2 separate regions of the Homo sapiens genome follow, and region 1 is linked to region 2. The links are chromatin contacts, found by Hi-C or POLR2A ChIA-PET in ENCODE. All regions are on one chromosome and are shown on one strand. The core of a region is the stretch at or near the end of the contact, and the rest is flanking DNA. Distances in the headings are between cores, read along the strand shown.

Evidence for each region. A loop is a pair of places that touch in the nucleus more often than their neighbours do. ChIA-PET counts read pairs that join two places held with the same protein, here RNA polymerase II (POLR2A). Pooled maps may share reads with other maps.
Region 1: a loop to region 2 is called in a map of transverse colon, with 30 times the contacts of the local background. The contact joins the enhancer-like site here to the promoter of ATP5F1A in region 2. A Hi-C loop is called at or near these places in 2 of 168 maps with a recorded cell type or tissue (gastrocnemius medialis and transverse colon) and 1 of 50 pooled maps. POLR2A ChIA-PET finds 5 or more read pairs at or near these places in 11 of 52 experiments (AG04450, Caco-2, H1 and 7 more).

What each region holds. Positions count from the first base shown.
Region 1 is chr18:46,132,963-46,140,020 of GRCh38, forward strand. No RefSeq gene overlaps it. Among named protein-coding and RNA genes, the nearest start is that of HAUS1, 32 kb to the left of the region's middle. Within about 2 kb of position 2,434, at least 2 of the 41 ENCODE cell types and tissues checked have a DNase peak (open chromatin) inside an H3K27ac peak, as active enhancers do; they include gastrocnemius medialis, where a contact is called at or near this core.
Region 2 is chr18:46,093,719-46,101,084 of GRCh38, forward strand. It overlaps ATP5F1A (ATP synthase F1 subunit alpha), which reads right to left and starts at 4,578. Exons shown (of 12, transcript NM_004046.6): 1 at 4,454-4,578; 2 at 1,335-1,413. The coding sequence starts at 4,513. RefSeq lists enhancers at 3,944-4,003, 3,978-5,177, 4,094-4,243.

The DNA.
Region 1 (7,058 bases), core at 1,184-3,683, 37 kb after region 2:
GGGGCTGGGTGCAGTGGCTCACACCTGTAATCCCAGCACTTTGGGAGGCTGAGGCAGGAGGATCGCTTGAGCTCAGGAATTTGAGACCAGCCTGAACTACATTAGGAAACCCTGCCTCTACCAAAATACCAAAAATTAGCTGTGTGTGGCAGCTGGTGCCTTTAGTTTCAGCGACTTGGGAGGCTGAGGTGGGAGGATCACTTGAGCCCAGGAGGAGGAGGTTGCAGTGAGCCAAGACTGTGCCATTGTACTCCAGCCTGGGTGATAGAGTGAGACCCTGACTCAAAAAATAATAATAATGACATGGAAAATAAACACAAAGGAGAGGATAAACAAACCAAAAGTTGGTTCTTTGAAAAGACTAGGAAATTTGCCATGTTATGTAAATTTTTAAATAAATAGAGATAGCATTATTCATAATATTTTCTTGCCTCCAGAATCTAAAGTGAATCTCCTTTGCTTACTTGTTCCAATAACATTTGGAGTTATAATAATAATGACATGGAAAATAAACACAAAGGAGAGGATAAACAAACCAAAAGTTGGTTCTTTGAAAAGACTAGGAAATTTGCCATGTTATGTAAATTTTTAAATAAATAGAGATTGCATTATTCATAATATTTTCTTGCCTCCAGAATCTAAAGTGAATCTCCTTTGCTTACTTGTTCCAATAACATTTGGAGTTATAAAAAAGGTGGTGGGATAGGGAGTGCAGCTCGTCAGGAAGCCAGGAAAGCTGGGTCCAGAGAGCACAGAGGAGTGGAGTAGATCCTGGAGGAGACAGGGGCAGCTGCTCCAAGGACCTTCTGTCTCTTTGCCTTGATGTGCCGGGAGGAATGTGGGGTGTGGACAAGCAAACATTTAAGGCAGTCCAAAATTAAAATTTTTGCTATAATTCCATTTCTAGGTCTCTAACCTGCATATATCTTGGAAACATCAAATACACACACATTTATGGGGAGATGGTGGCGTGAGAGGGAGGAGCCTCCATATTTTTGTCTCCACTTCTGATCCCTACACTGCATGTCTGACTGTAGAGAACCACCACGTTACTCCTAAATACTTCTCCACTTGTCTCCTAAGAACAGAGACATTCTGAGATAACCACTGTGAAATGATCAAAAACAGGGAATTTAACATTGATACAATATTACTAAATGTTATCAATTTGGGGGCTGGGCATGGTGGCTCATGCCTGTATTCCCAGCACTTTAGGAGGCCAAGGAGGGTGGATCACCTGAGGTCAGGAGTTCGAGACCAGCCTGGCCAACATGGTGAAACCCCGTCTCTACTAAAAATACAAAAATTAGCCGGGCATGGTGGCAAGCGCCTGTAGTCCTAGCTACTCAGAAAGCTGAGGCAGGAGAATTGCTTGAACTTGGGAATCAGAGGTTGCAGTGAGCTGAGATCACGGCATTGCACTCCAGCCTGGGAAACAAGAGGGAGACTTTGTCTCAAAAAAAAAAAAAAGAAAAGTATCAAGTTAACATTGATAATATATATAATCCATACTCAAATTTCTCCATTGTCTCTGTAATGCTCTTACTGTTATTATTATTATTATTATTATTATTTCGAGACAGAGTTTTGCTCTTGTTGCCCAGGCTGGAGTGCAGTGGCACAATCTTGGCTCACTGCAACCTCTGCCTCCCAGGTTCAAGCAATTCTCCTGCCTCAGCCTACCGAGTAGCTGGGATTACAGGTGTCCACCACCATGCCTGGCTAAATTTTTTTGTATTTTTAATAGAGATGGGGATTCACCATGTTGACTAGGCTGGTCTCGAACTCCTGACCTCAGGTGATCTCCCTGCCTCGGCCTCCCAAAGTGCTGGGATTACAGACGTGAGCCACCATGCCCGGCCTGTAATGCACTTTATAACAGTTGTTTTCCCAATCCAGGATCGTATATTGTGTGTAGTTGTGTCTGTCTTAAGCCAGCTTTAGAGACCTCGTTTTGACCGTTCTGCTTCATTAGGCCCCTATGTCTAAGTCTATGAAACTTTCTTTCCCAAATTCAGTTGTCTGAGCAGATCAGACAGGATGGCACAAATCTAGGAACCATTGTATATTGAAGCCCAAGACTTTCTTTGCCCCGAAGTTCTGCCTGCGGGAGGGGCAATACAGTCAAGAGATTTGTGTTGGCTGCTACTTAATTAAGAACTCGCAGCCTAGGCAAGGGGTCAAGTTACCATTAGAATAGAATAAATTGAGACAGCCTCTGTTCCATGGGAAGCATGCGAAGCTCAATATTGGATAAGAAGTGCATCATGAATGAAAAGATATCCCTTGTGAAAATGTGCAGCTATTTTAAGAGTGGACTGAGGATTGTGTGTAAATGTCCTTGGAACTTGTTTGATTGCCAGGAGAACTTTTTCTTGTGGATTGTCATAGGAGCACGTGACAGATGGCTCACTGCAGGCTGGCTGTGACCCTGTGTCTGGATTGCTGATGTTGTGGGTTAGATGAGATGCCACCCAAAGAGGGCAGTCTGTCAGCTTTATTTAGTACCATGATGCATGGACGTCCTTCTGATCCTAGCGCAGCTTCCTCTCACGTTGTGCAGGTGTATATTTTTAGACTTATCTTGCAGTACCCTGCTCTCACATTTTTGGTTTCCTTTAAATTCTGCAGCAGCAGTTGTGGGCTGACAGGCTGCCTCCACAGTGTTGGGAGAGAGAATTGCTCTCTCTACTTTTTCAGGATCCAGATTTTCTGCAGCATATTCAGACACCGAACAGGAAACCTAGCCCTTATGCTACTTAGCAATATGATCTTTAAAGACATCATGTAAATTCTGCGATGTCAAAATGGATATCACAGCTGCCTTACCGTCCTCACACATCACTCACTCATTTCTTAACAAGTATTAATAAGCACTATGTGTTAGAAGAGGAGTTACAAAGATAAATAAGAATTTCCCCTCAATCTCAGAGAGGCAATTTATAAATTTACAGAATGTCAGGCTGGAAGGGACTGTCCAGTGCAAATTTTAGTCTTACAGACAAGGAAACTAAGGCCCAAAGAAGTAAAACGACGGCCCAGATGTCACAGCCAGTCAAGATCAGAATGCAAATTGCTTACTTCCCATCCCAAAGATTTTTCCTCCTCATCACTTACCTTTGGCTAAACTCTAATTAAAACCTCAATCCCTATAGCTAGCTTTTATCTACTTTAGAAATCTAGACGGGAGATACCCAAGCTCCTCAAATGTAAAACAACAAATTTCATAAAACAACAACAACAACAAAAACTCCAAACAACTTTTAACCACAAAAATACCTGCCTATTGTAAGCATTTCCAACAATTCTAAAATATATAAAACTTAAAAGTCTAAGATCAGGCCGGGCGCAGTGGCTCACGCCTGTAATCCCAGCACTTTGGGAGGCCGAAGCAAGTGGATCACGAGGTCAGGAGTTCAAGACTAGCCTGTCCAAGATGGTGAAACCCCGTCTCTACTAAAAATACAAAAAATTAGCTGGGCATGGTGGCGGGTGCCTGTAATCCCAGCTACTTGGGAGGCTGAGGCAGGAGAATCCCTTGAACCCAGGAGGCGGAGGTTGCAGTGAACCAAGATTGCACCACTGCACTCCAGCCTGGGCAATAGGGTAAGACTCCATCTCAAAAAAAAAAAAAGTCTAAGATTATTTCCACTCCTATCTCCAATTCTACTCCCTAAGGGTAACTACTCTCATTGGAGTGTATCCCTCTAGACTTTTAGCTATTCAAATCCAAAAATATACACTTTTTTTTTTTTTTGAGATGGTGTTTTGCTCTTGTTGCTTAGGCTGGATTGCAATGGCACGGTCTCAGCTCACTGCAACCTCCGCCTTCCTGGTTCAAGCAATTCTCCTGTCTCAGCCTCCCAGAAGCTGGGATTACAGGCGCCCACCACCACACCCAGCTAATTTTTGTATTTTTAGTAGAGACGGGATTTCGCCATGTTTGGTCAGGCTGGTCTGGAACTCCTGACCTCAGGTGATTACAAAGTGTAATCACCTCCCAAAGTGCTGGGATTACAGGCGTGAGCCACTGTGACTGCCTAATGCATTTTTAATACATGGTACACATTCAGTGTCCATGTTTTCCTCCTATGTGTATAAAGATTCGGGATTCTTCTTGATACTTTGTTGTCTCTGCCCCATCCCCTGTGCTGTGCTGTGTTGGCAACTATGGTTCTATTGCTGCCAAGGATCATCAGCTCAGGTTTATAATTCCCAATGCTCTCTCTTGGCCAGACTTCTACATGCAACATTATAGACAAATGTTTTTCTGTTTTTGATATATTTCCTGTCATCTGCAGCTAAATGCAATCACATAAAAGAGAAATACACCTCTCTTTTTATTTAAACCATGTTTTTGTGTTTTCTGTCACATGCAGCTCTGGGTCACTGTGTCAGTTTTGAATTGCATTTAGCTGCATGTGACAGAAAACACAAAAAACATGGTTTAAGCAAAAGAGAGGTTTATTTCTCTTTTATGTAAAATACCAGAGGCAGGCAGTCCAGGTTGGAGGTGGCAGCCTCTATAGTCATCAGGGATTCAAAGTTCCTTCTTTGTGCTCCACTACATTTCCCTCCTCAAGGTCACCTTATGGTTATATGATGGCTGCTGCAGCATCAGCAATCGTGTCCACATCAGTTTGAAAAAGGTTACTTGCGAGAAGGGCTAGAAAATGTAGTGTTTTAGTGGTCAAATTGTTGCACAGAATAAATTTGCGATTCTGTTAGTTAAGGAAGAATGACAGGAAGGATTAACATGAGTAACTAGCAGTTTCTGCCAGAGTAGAAATGCTTTTTACCTTCGAGTCCTGGGTTGAATTTTCTGCTTTAGCTCACTTTCTATTCTTTGGGGAAAGAAGATTTCTTTTCTTTCTTTTTACTCAGCTTTGCCACTTCTTTTCCTGCCACCTGTTGTTCTAACAAAGCTCAGTTTTTCTTTCTCTTCCAAATTGAGATGTCAGATTCCCTACTGTTTGTATTTTTTAGAGTAACATTTTAACATTTGCTTCATATTCTAGAATTATGTCTCTCCTCATCTCCAGATTCACAAACATATATTCTTGAGTAACCTTTCTTTAAAGCAGAGTATATATAGCAAAACCAGAAGGGTATGGCTTGATAAACTTTCACAAAGTAACACACCCCTGGAAATATTACCCAGATTAGGGTTCATATAAAGTATCATCAGAAACCACCTTTTTTTTTTTTTTTTTTTTTTTTTGAGACAAAGTCTTACTCTGTTGGCCAGGCTGGAGTGCAGTGCCAAGATCTCGGCTCACTGCAACCTCCGTCTCCCAGGCTCAAGCAATTCTTCTGTCTCAGCCCGAGTAGCTGGGATTACAGGCGTGTTCCACCACGCCCTGCTAATTTTTGTATTTTTAGTAGAGACGGGGTCTCACCATGTTGGCCAGGCTGGTCTCAAACTTCTGACCTCAGGTAATCCGCCCGCCTTGGCCTCCCAAAGTGCTGGGATTACAGGCGTGAGCCACGGCACCCGGCCGGAGACCACCTTTCTTATGTCCCCTCCCAGTCAGTACCTTCTCCCAAAGTCATGAAGATCCCAAGTTGTATTATGTTGATTAGTATTTCCTGTTTTAGAACTTTATTTAAATGAAATCAGACAGCATGTACTTTTGTGCCTAGCCACTTTCACACATTACGTATTTGACATTTGTCTATAACGTTGCCCGTAGCAGAAGTTAGTTTATTTCTGTTGACTTTAGAGCAGTGATTCTTGGGGGTGGGAATTGGTGATGATTTAATCTCCCTTGGGGACATTCGACAATCTCTGGAGACATTGTTGGTTGTCACAGCTAGGGTAGTGCTAGTTGTACTGCAGTCTAGTGGGTAGAGGACAGTGGCGCTGCTAAATAGTATTTGGTATACACAGGTTAGCCCCTCACAGCAAAAAGTTATCTCACCCAAAATGGCAATAGTGCCCTACTTTAGAATACTTCATTGTTTTATTTACCCATTCTACTGTTGATGGACATTTGTGTTGCTTCTACTTGGCGTTCTTATGAATAAAACTGCTATGTACATTCTCATACATGTTATTTAGTATGCATATGTGTGCATTTATGTAAAGTGGATATGTAGGACTAAAATTGCTAGTATGTTCAACTTTAGAAAAATCTACAAAAAGTTTTCCAAAATGAGTGTTTTAATTTACACTTTCATCAGCTATGTGTGTGAGAGTTCCCGTTGCTCCACCTTCTCATAAATCCTTGGTATTGCTATTAAAAATTTTTTTAGGCTGGGCACAGGGGCTCATGCCTGTAATCCTAACACTTTGGGAGGCTGAGGTGAGTGGATCACTTGAAGTCAAGAGTCTAAGACCAGCCTCGCCAACATGGTAAAACCCTGTCTCTACTAAAAATACAAAAATTAGCTAGGCGTGGTGGCAGGTGCCTGTAATCCCAGCTGAGGCAAGAGAATCGCTTGAACCCGGGAGGTGGAGGTTGCAGTGAGCCGAGATCACGCCACTGCACTCCAGCCTGGGCGAAAGAACAAGACTCCGTCTCAAAAAAAAAAAAAAAGTTAAACTATTTTTTGAGTGTTAGTAGTAAACAATTCTAGTTTTAGTTTGACATTTCTATATGATTAATGAGGTTAAGAACATTTTCACATACTTGTTGGCTAATTAGATACTCTGTTTTGTAAATTGGCTGTTTAGTCTTTTGCCCATTTTTCTATTAGACTGTGCCTTTTTCTTATTGATTTGTGGCAGTTCTTTATATATTCTGGATATTAGCTCTTTACCTGCTAAAATATTGCAAATGTCTTCTCTTATTCTGTGGCTTGCCTTTTTGCCCTTTTAATAGCATCTTTCAATGAACAGATTTTTTTTCTTTTTTTTTTTTTGAGATGGAGTCTCTTTCTGTCACCCAGGCTGGAGTGCAATGGCACAATCTCGGCTCACTGCACACTCCTCCTCCCGGGTTCAATCGATTCTCCTGCCTCAGCCTCCTGAGTAGCTGGGATTACAGGCGTGTGCCACCATGCCCAGCTAATTTTTGTATTCTTAGTACAGATGGGGTTTCACTGTCTCTACTAAA
Region 2 (7,366 bases), core at 3,328-5,827:
GAAGCTGACTCAGGAGAATCACTTGAACCTGGGAGGTGGAGGTTGCAGTGAGCTGAGATGGCGCAACTGCACTCCAGCTTGGGCAACAGAGTCTCAAAAAAAAGGAGGCCACGCACAGTGCCTCATGTCTGTAATCCCACCACTTTGGGAGGCCAAGGCAGGTGGATCACCTGAGGTCAGGAGTTCGAGACCAGCCTGGCTAACATGGTGAAACCTTGTCTCTACAAAAAATACAAAAATTAGCTGGGTGTGGTGGTGGGCACCTGTAATCCCACCTACTCGGGAGGCTGAGGCAGGAGAATCACTTGAACCCGTGAGGCAGAGGCTGCAGTGAGCCCAGATCATGCCACTGCACTCCAGCCTGGGCAACAAGAGCAAAACTCCATCTCAAAAAAAAAAGAAAAAAGAAAAACATATATGCTGAACGTGGGGGTGTGTGTACACATACACACACACACACACACACACATATACACACACACTCTCACACACATATATATTTAACCTTTATTTTAAAAGTCCAAATACTCATCTCCAAAGAAATTCCCCAACTTATAGTGTCTTCCTATGCTTGCCTCCCCACTTCTCTACTGCATCTGTAATGTGCAAGTTCACAGATTGCCAAATATCTAGTAGCTACTGCCTTTGAAAAAATAAAACCTATCAGTGGACCGGTGCAGTGGCTCACGCCTTTAATCCCAGCACTTTGGGAGGCCGAGGCAGGCATATCACAAGGTCAGGAGATCGAGACCATCCTGGCCAACATGGTGAAACCTTGTCTCTACTAAAATACAAAAAATTAGCCGGGCATGGTGGTGCATGCCTGTAATCCCAGCTAGTCAGGAGACTGAGGCAGTAGAATTGCTTGAACTCAGGAGACAGAGGTTGCAGTGAGCCGAGATCTTGCCACTGCACTCCAGCCTGGCGACAGAGCAAGATTCTGTCTCAAAAAAAAAGAAAACGAATAAGAAAACCTATCAATAAGAACTTACATTTTTTCTAATGCCTTTTAGAAAAGGAAAAAGGAAGTCTTCCAGAGGTCACAAAGATTCCATTACCTAGTGTATGTTCTTTCTGTTTCTACCCAAGGGCCATTACCAGAACAAAGAAGCCATACTAATATCAAAAGAAAAATATGTAACAGTAGTTCATTTGACTATAACAAGAGAACCATGACAGGGCTAAATGGTAACAATATGGTTTAAGAACCTGAGAGTCTATACAAACTAGAGAAAAAACTAACAAATGAAAAACAACTCACCACAGTTATACGATGTATGTAATTTATATCTTCATCTAGTAAGTGCGGCGTAGACTGAGAAATAATAACTTACCAGTCTTTTGAAGATGAGTGTTAGAGGCATGGAAGTTCCTTGCAGCAATGAAAGATGAACCCAAAGCATTTCTGGAGACCTAGTGCAAAAGTATTCTTAAAAATTTGATTTTTAACAAAGCCTTTATAAAACTTACAAGCTTAAACAAATGCCAGCTTAGTGTGATCAAAGTACTGGTGAAAATGCTAATTACATATAAAGCATTTTGTTTAAAATGTCAAATGGGAAAGTAGCTTTTGATATATGTGAAAACCTTTTATACAGCTCCTAGTACACAGTAAACACTCGCATATTTTTAAAATGCAGTCTGTACTTTATTATTATTGTTTTTTTGAGACGGCTCACTGCATCCTCCACCTCCTAGTCTCAAGCGATTCTCAGCCTCCCGAGTAGCTGGGACTACAGGGGTGCGCCACCTCCACCAGGTTAATTTTTTATATTTTTAGTAGAGACGGGGTTTCACCATGCTGGCCAGGCTGGTCTCGAACTCCTGACCTCAAGTGATCCACCCGCCTTGGCCTCCCAAAGTGCTAGAACTATAGGCGTGAGCACCGCACCCGGCTTATTTTTTTTTCTTTTTTGGGACAGGGTCTCACTCTTGTCACCCAGGTCGGAGTGCAGTGGCTCAATCACGGCTCACTACAGCCTCGACTTCCTGGGCTCAGGTGATCCTCCCACCTCAGCCTCCCCAGTAGGTGGGATCACAGGAGTGCGCCACCTGGCCAGGCTAATTTTTGTACTTATTTTTTTTATAGAGACAGGATTTCATCATATTGCCCAGACTGGGCAGTAAATAAATATATATTTACTGGGCAGTAAATATATATATACACACACATTTTTTTTTTCCTTCTGAGACGGAGTCTCATTCTGTCACCCAAGCTGGAGTGCAGGGGCACGATCTTGGCTCATTGCAACCTTCACCTCCCAGGTTCAAGCGATTCTCATGCCTCGGCCTCCTGAGTAGCTGGGACTACAGGCGACCACCACCATGCCCGGCTAATTTTTTTATTTTTAGTAGAGACAGGGTTTCGCCATGTTGGCCAGGTTGATCTCGAACTCCTGACTTCAGGTGATGCACCCACCTTGGCCTCCCAAAGTGCTGGAATTACAGACGTCAGCCACTGCACCCGGCCTGGCAGTCAGTATTTTAAAAAGCAACTATTGGCAGGGCACGGTGGCTCATGCCTGTAATCCCAGCACTTTGGGAGGCCAAGGCGGGCGGATTACCTAAGGTCGGGAGTTGGAGACCAGCCTGACCAACATGGAGAAACCCCGTCTCTACTAGAAATACAAAATTAGCTGGGCGTGGTGGCACATGCCTGTAATCCCAGCTACTCGGGAAGCTGAGGCAGGAGAATCGCTTGAACCTGGGAGGCAGAGGTTGTGGTGAGCCAAGATCGCGCCACTGCACTCCAGCCTGGGCGACAAAAGCAAAACTCCGTCTCAAAAAAAAAAAAAAAAAGCAACTGTTAACAAAATGTAAGTGTCTTTCCCTTTAAAGGTACCCAATTTTTATTATTTTGACTTTAGATGTATTTTAATGGAGTTGCAGGAATTCTAAGATAAACAGCTTCCTACAAGGGGCAAAACTCAAAGTAGTTCCAATTTTACTTAAAAACAACAACAACAACAACGACAACAAGCGGCCGGGCACGACGGCTCATGCTTGTAATCCCAGCACTTCAGAAGGCCGAGGCGAGCGGATCACCTGACGTCAGGAGTTCAAGACCAGCCTAGCCAACATGGTGAAACCCCGTCTCTACGAAAAACTACAAAAAGTAGCAGGGCATGACGGCGGGTGCCTGTAATCCCAGCTACTCGGGAGGCTGAGGTGGGAGAATCACTTGATCCTGGGAGGCGGTGGTTGCAGTGGGCGGAGATCACGCCATTGCAATCCAGCCTGGGCGACTGAGCGAGACACCATCTCAAAAAAAAAAAAAAAAAAAAAAAACAAGCAAACAAAAACTGAATAAATGCTAGAGTTAGATTAGAAACCAAGAGTTGTGGCATGTGGACTTATTTTACTCTCTCAACAAATCCTGCAGCCACCTGGAACTTCCTTCAGTTTCTCCTTCAAGTTGTAATACTGCGACTGGTCACTGTCAATTCTGAAGCCTCTACCTTCCATAGGAGCTAGATGAAAACCGTTAAAAATGCTTTTTTGTTAACAGAAACCCAAGATGCTACCAGCGGTTGTTAAGGCAGCAAAACAGCCAACATGTTTATTTCACCTTTCAAATTGAGATTACTTTTAGAACAAAAAAAAAGTGTCAGTGTCAATGCGTTTACACTGAAATCATGTTAATTTCAAGGGAAACAAATAACGAAGGGTATTAATCCTTACAGCCATTTTCCAACCTTGTTCTCTTTTACTTGAATTCTCCATCACTAAAAATTACTCAAAACCAGGTGGAAAACTCAAGGACAAATTCTTTAAACACGTCCAAGTGCCACAAAGCACACACTCTGCCGGAGAGACAATTTAGAAACCAGCTTCACTGTTGTCACAGTGCTGGCCACATGAAATGGTTCTTTGCACCTGCAGGACGTTTTCACGGTCGTTTCGTATTCAGCACTAAGAGAAAGCCTACGTAAGTATTCCAAAAACCACCTTCATTTATTCCTTTCCTCTAAACTGAGCTCCAGGCAGAGGTGAAATGCTGGGCCTGCTGACCTTCACACAATGTCAGACTCCACTGACTAGCTTCAACAAGAGCTGACAGCAGTTTTCTGACCTTCAGCGGGACGCGACCCTAAGAATCGAAAGAGAGGAACCTCACCGATTCAGAACAGGCCTCGGAGAGCTAGCGCCCAAGCCCTGACCTTCACCCAAGATCCCCCTTCTAGGGCCGCTGTCAGCCGAAGACAGGAATCTTGAGGCCCTGTCTCTGGACACCATCGAGTTAACTGTCTGCCCTGTACCATTCTGCCTCTGCGCAGGTGACGAGCAAAAGGGCACCTGTGTCGCCTGCTCTGTCCAGCCGGAGAAGCCACGGGTGCAAGATGGCGGCATTCGCCACAGCCCCTCGCCCTCCTGCAGAGAGCGCCCGAGCCGGCGCACCACCACCCTGCAGCCCCACCCGGCCGCCTGCATCATGCCGGCCTTCGGTGCTCACCAGTCCGGCCCGCCGAGGAAGGGCGCGGACCACGGCCGCAGCAACGCGCACGGACAGCATCTTTGCAGTTACTCCGCAGGCGGTACTTCTGCAGCCGCAGCCTCCGGACTGACTGGGACAAAATGGCCGAGCCGCAAAGAAGGTCAAGACAGCCGGCCCACCTGACCCGGAAGTACTGCCCCTCGCGTTCACCACCTCTCCCCCCGCCCCCGCCGCCACTCTGCATTTTTTGGCAGGTTACTTATTTTTTTATGTAACATTTTTAAGTTTAAACCTCAAAATGAATGATTAGATATATTCCGGCTTTGGTCCTGGCATTCGTTATACATTTATTTTGGTCTTTTGAGTCGACCTTGTGGTTGCCCCGGGTGACCACGTGGGTAGCTGAATCTGCTAAGCAGCAGTTCCCAGGCCCCATCTGGTGCTAGAGGATGAGGGCCTCACCCGTCTGGGGTCGCGGCTGTCTTGAGGACCAGGGCGATTAATAGTGTCGGTAGTGTTAGACCGTGGTTTAGCACGAGTAGCAACAGTGAACAGCTAAACCCCGGGACTGGCCACCAGCAGGGAGCCTCCCACGGAGCCCGTTAATCTGCAGATCTTAGCCCCACTTCAGACCCTCTGAGTCGAAAATTCGGGGCAATCTGAATTTTTAACAAACACCAGCACCGTTCCACGTGATCCGATCTGCGCTCAGGTTAAAGATTCCCAGCTTTTTTAGATTCATTCTAAAAGAATCCTGTCAGTGAATTAGAGCAAACTGTTTAAAAATCCTGATAACCGGGGGAGGGGAGCATCAAGATAAATAGCTAATACATGCGGAGCTTAATACCTAGGTGATGGGATGATAGTTACAGCAAACCACCATGGCACACATTTACCTGTGTAACAAACCTGCACGTCCTGGACATGTATTCCGGAACTTTAAATTAAAAAAAATATATCAACAATCACAAGGAGGCCTAGAAGAGTCATTGCCAATCCTACTGAGAATTGTCCAGAATCAGAAGTTTACACCAGGATAGGACGAGGACTCGCTTTTTCCTCTGCCAACATCTAGTTCATGCTATTGGGAACTCTGCTTCTTCATTTGGAGTCAAAGGGAGATGATGAAAAAACACTTTCTATGCTTACCTGGATGGGCTTTTTTTTTTTCTCCACAGAATTACCATACTGAGATTTTTGTGATATATGCAAGATTTGTGTGTGTGTGTGATGCTGGTTATTATTATGTCATAGTGGACACTTATTAACGTTGCCTTCACTTTTCTTTTTTTTTTATTTATTTATTTTATTTTATTTAAGACAGGGTCTCACTCTGTTGCCCAGGAAAGAGTGCAGTGGGTTTATCACCATTCATTGCAGCCTGGAACTCCTGGGCTGGAGCAATCCTCTGACCTCAGCCTGTGCCCCTGTGGTCCCACCACCATGCCTGGCTAATTTTTTTGTAAAGACGGCGGTGGTGGGCAGGGCGTGGGGGGAGGTCTCTCTATGTTGCCCAGGCTGGTCTCGAACTCCTGGCTTCAAGTGATCCTTCCTCCTCAGCCTCTGCGCTGGGCCCGCTTTTCACCGTTTGGAGAAGCATTTTCAGTTCCATCCCCCAAATCCTGGCTTACACCTAGAACCTGAATTTTGGTGAGGCAAATAAATATCCGGGCTACAAGGGTCATCTCCTGAAACATGGCTTGTAAACACGTGATTAGCCATCCTTTTCTCTAGTATCCTACTCTTTTCAAGGTAAGCCATGGGAAAATAGAGCAGCAGTTCTCCTGGGAATCAGGGGTACAAAAAGGCTGTCCAAGCCAGGCGCAGTGGCTCACGCCTGTAATCCCAGCACTTTGGGAGGCTGAGGCGGGTGGATCACCTGAGGTCAGGAGTTCGAGACCAGCTTGGCCAACATGGCAAAACCCCATCTCTACTAAAAATACAAAAATTAGCCCGGCATGGGGGCGGGCACCTGTAATCCCAGCTACTGGGGAGGCTGAGGCAGGAGAATTGCTTTAACCCGGGAGGCAGAAGTTGCAGTGAGCCCCAGATTGCACCACTGTCCTCCAGCCTGGGCAATAAAAGTGAAACTCCATCTAAAAAAAAAAAAAAAAAAAAAGAAAGAAAAAAAGAAAAGAAAAAGAAAAAGGCTGTCCAAGTAAAATAAAATACAGAGACAAATCTATAAATTTAAAACATTTGGGAAGCAATAATTGCCATTCAGGGCATACACACAAACAGGGTGGTCTTTGGTACGTCAGAAGAACAAACAGATGGTTAGAGGTTTTATTTTTGTAAAAGAGAAATATAGCCAGGAACAGTGGCTCATGCCTGTAATCCCAACACGTTGGGAAGCCAAGATGAGAGGTTCACTTGAGCCCAGGAGTTTGGGAGTGCAGTGAGCTGTGATCACACCGGAACACTCCAGCCTGGGCAACAAAGCAAGACCCTATATCAAAACAAACAACAAAAAAAGAGAACTGTTGTATATTGTTCTTTAAGAAAGTTCATTGTCACTAGTAAGGTTTTGGGGAGCTGGCAAGTTTTGATTGGCAAGTAATGGCAACTAGGTAAAACGATCCTTAGAGTCACTGCAGGTTGTTTTTAGCAGCTAATTAGATAAAACTGGTTTAGGTCAGCCGGGCACGGTGGCTCACGCCTGTAATCCCAGCGCTTTGGGAGGCCGAGGCGGGTGGATCACCTGAGGTCAGGAGTTCAAGACCAGCCTGACCAACATGATGAAACCCCGTCTCTGCTAAAAATACAAAAATTGGCTGGGTATGTTGGCGGGTGCCTGTAATCCCAGCTACTTGGGAGGCTGAGGCAGGAGAATCACATGAACCTGGAGGCAGAGGTTGCAGTGAGCCAAAATCATGCCATTGCATTCCAGCCTGGGCGACAGAGTGAGACTCCATCTCAAAACAAACAAAC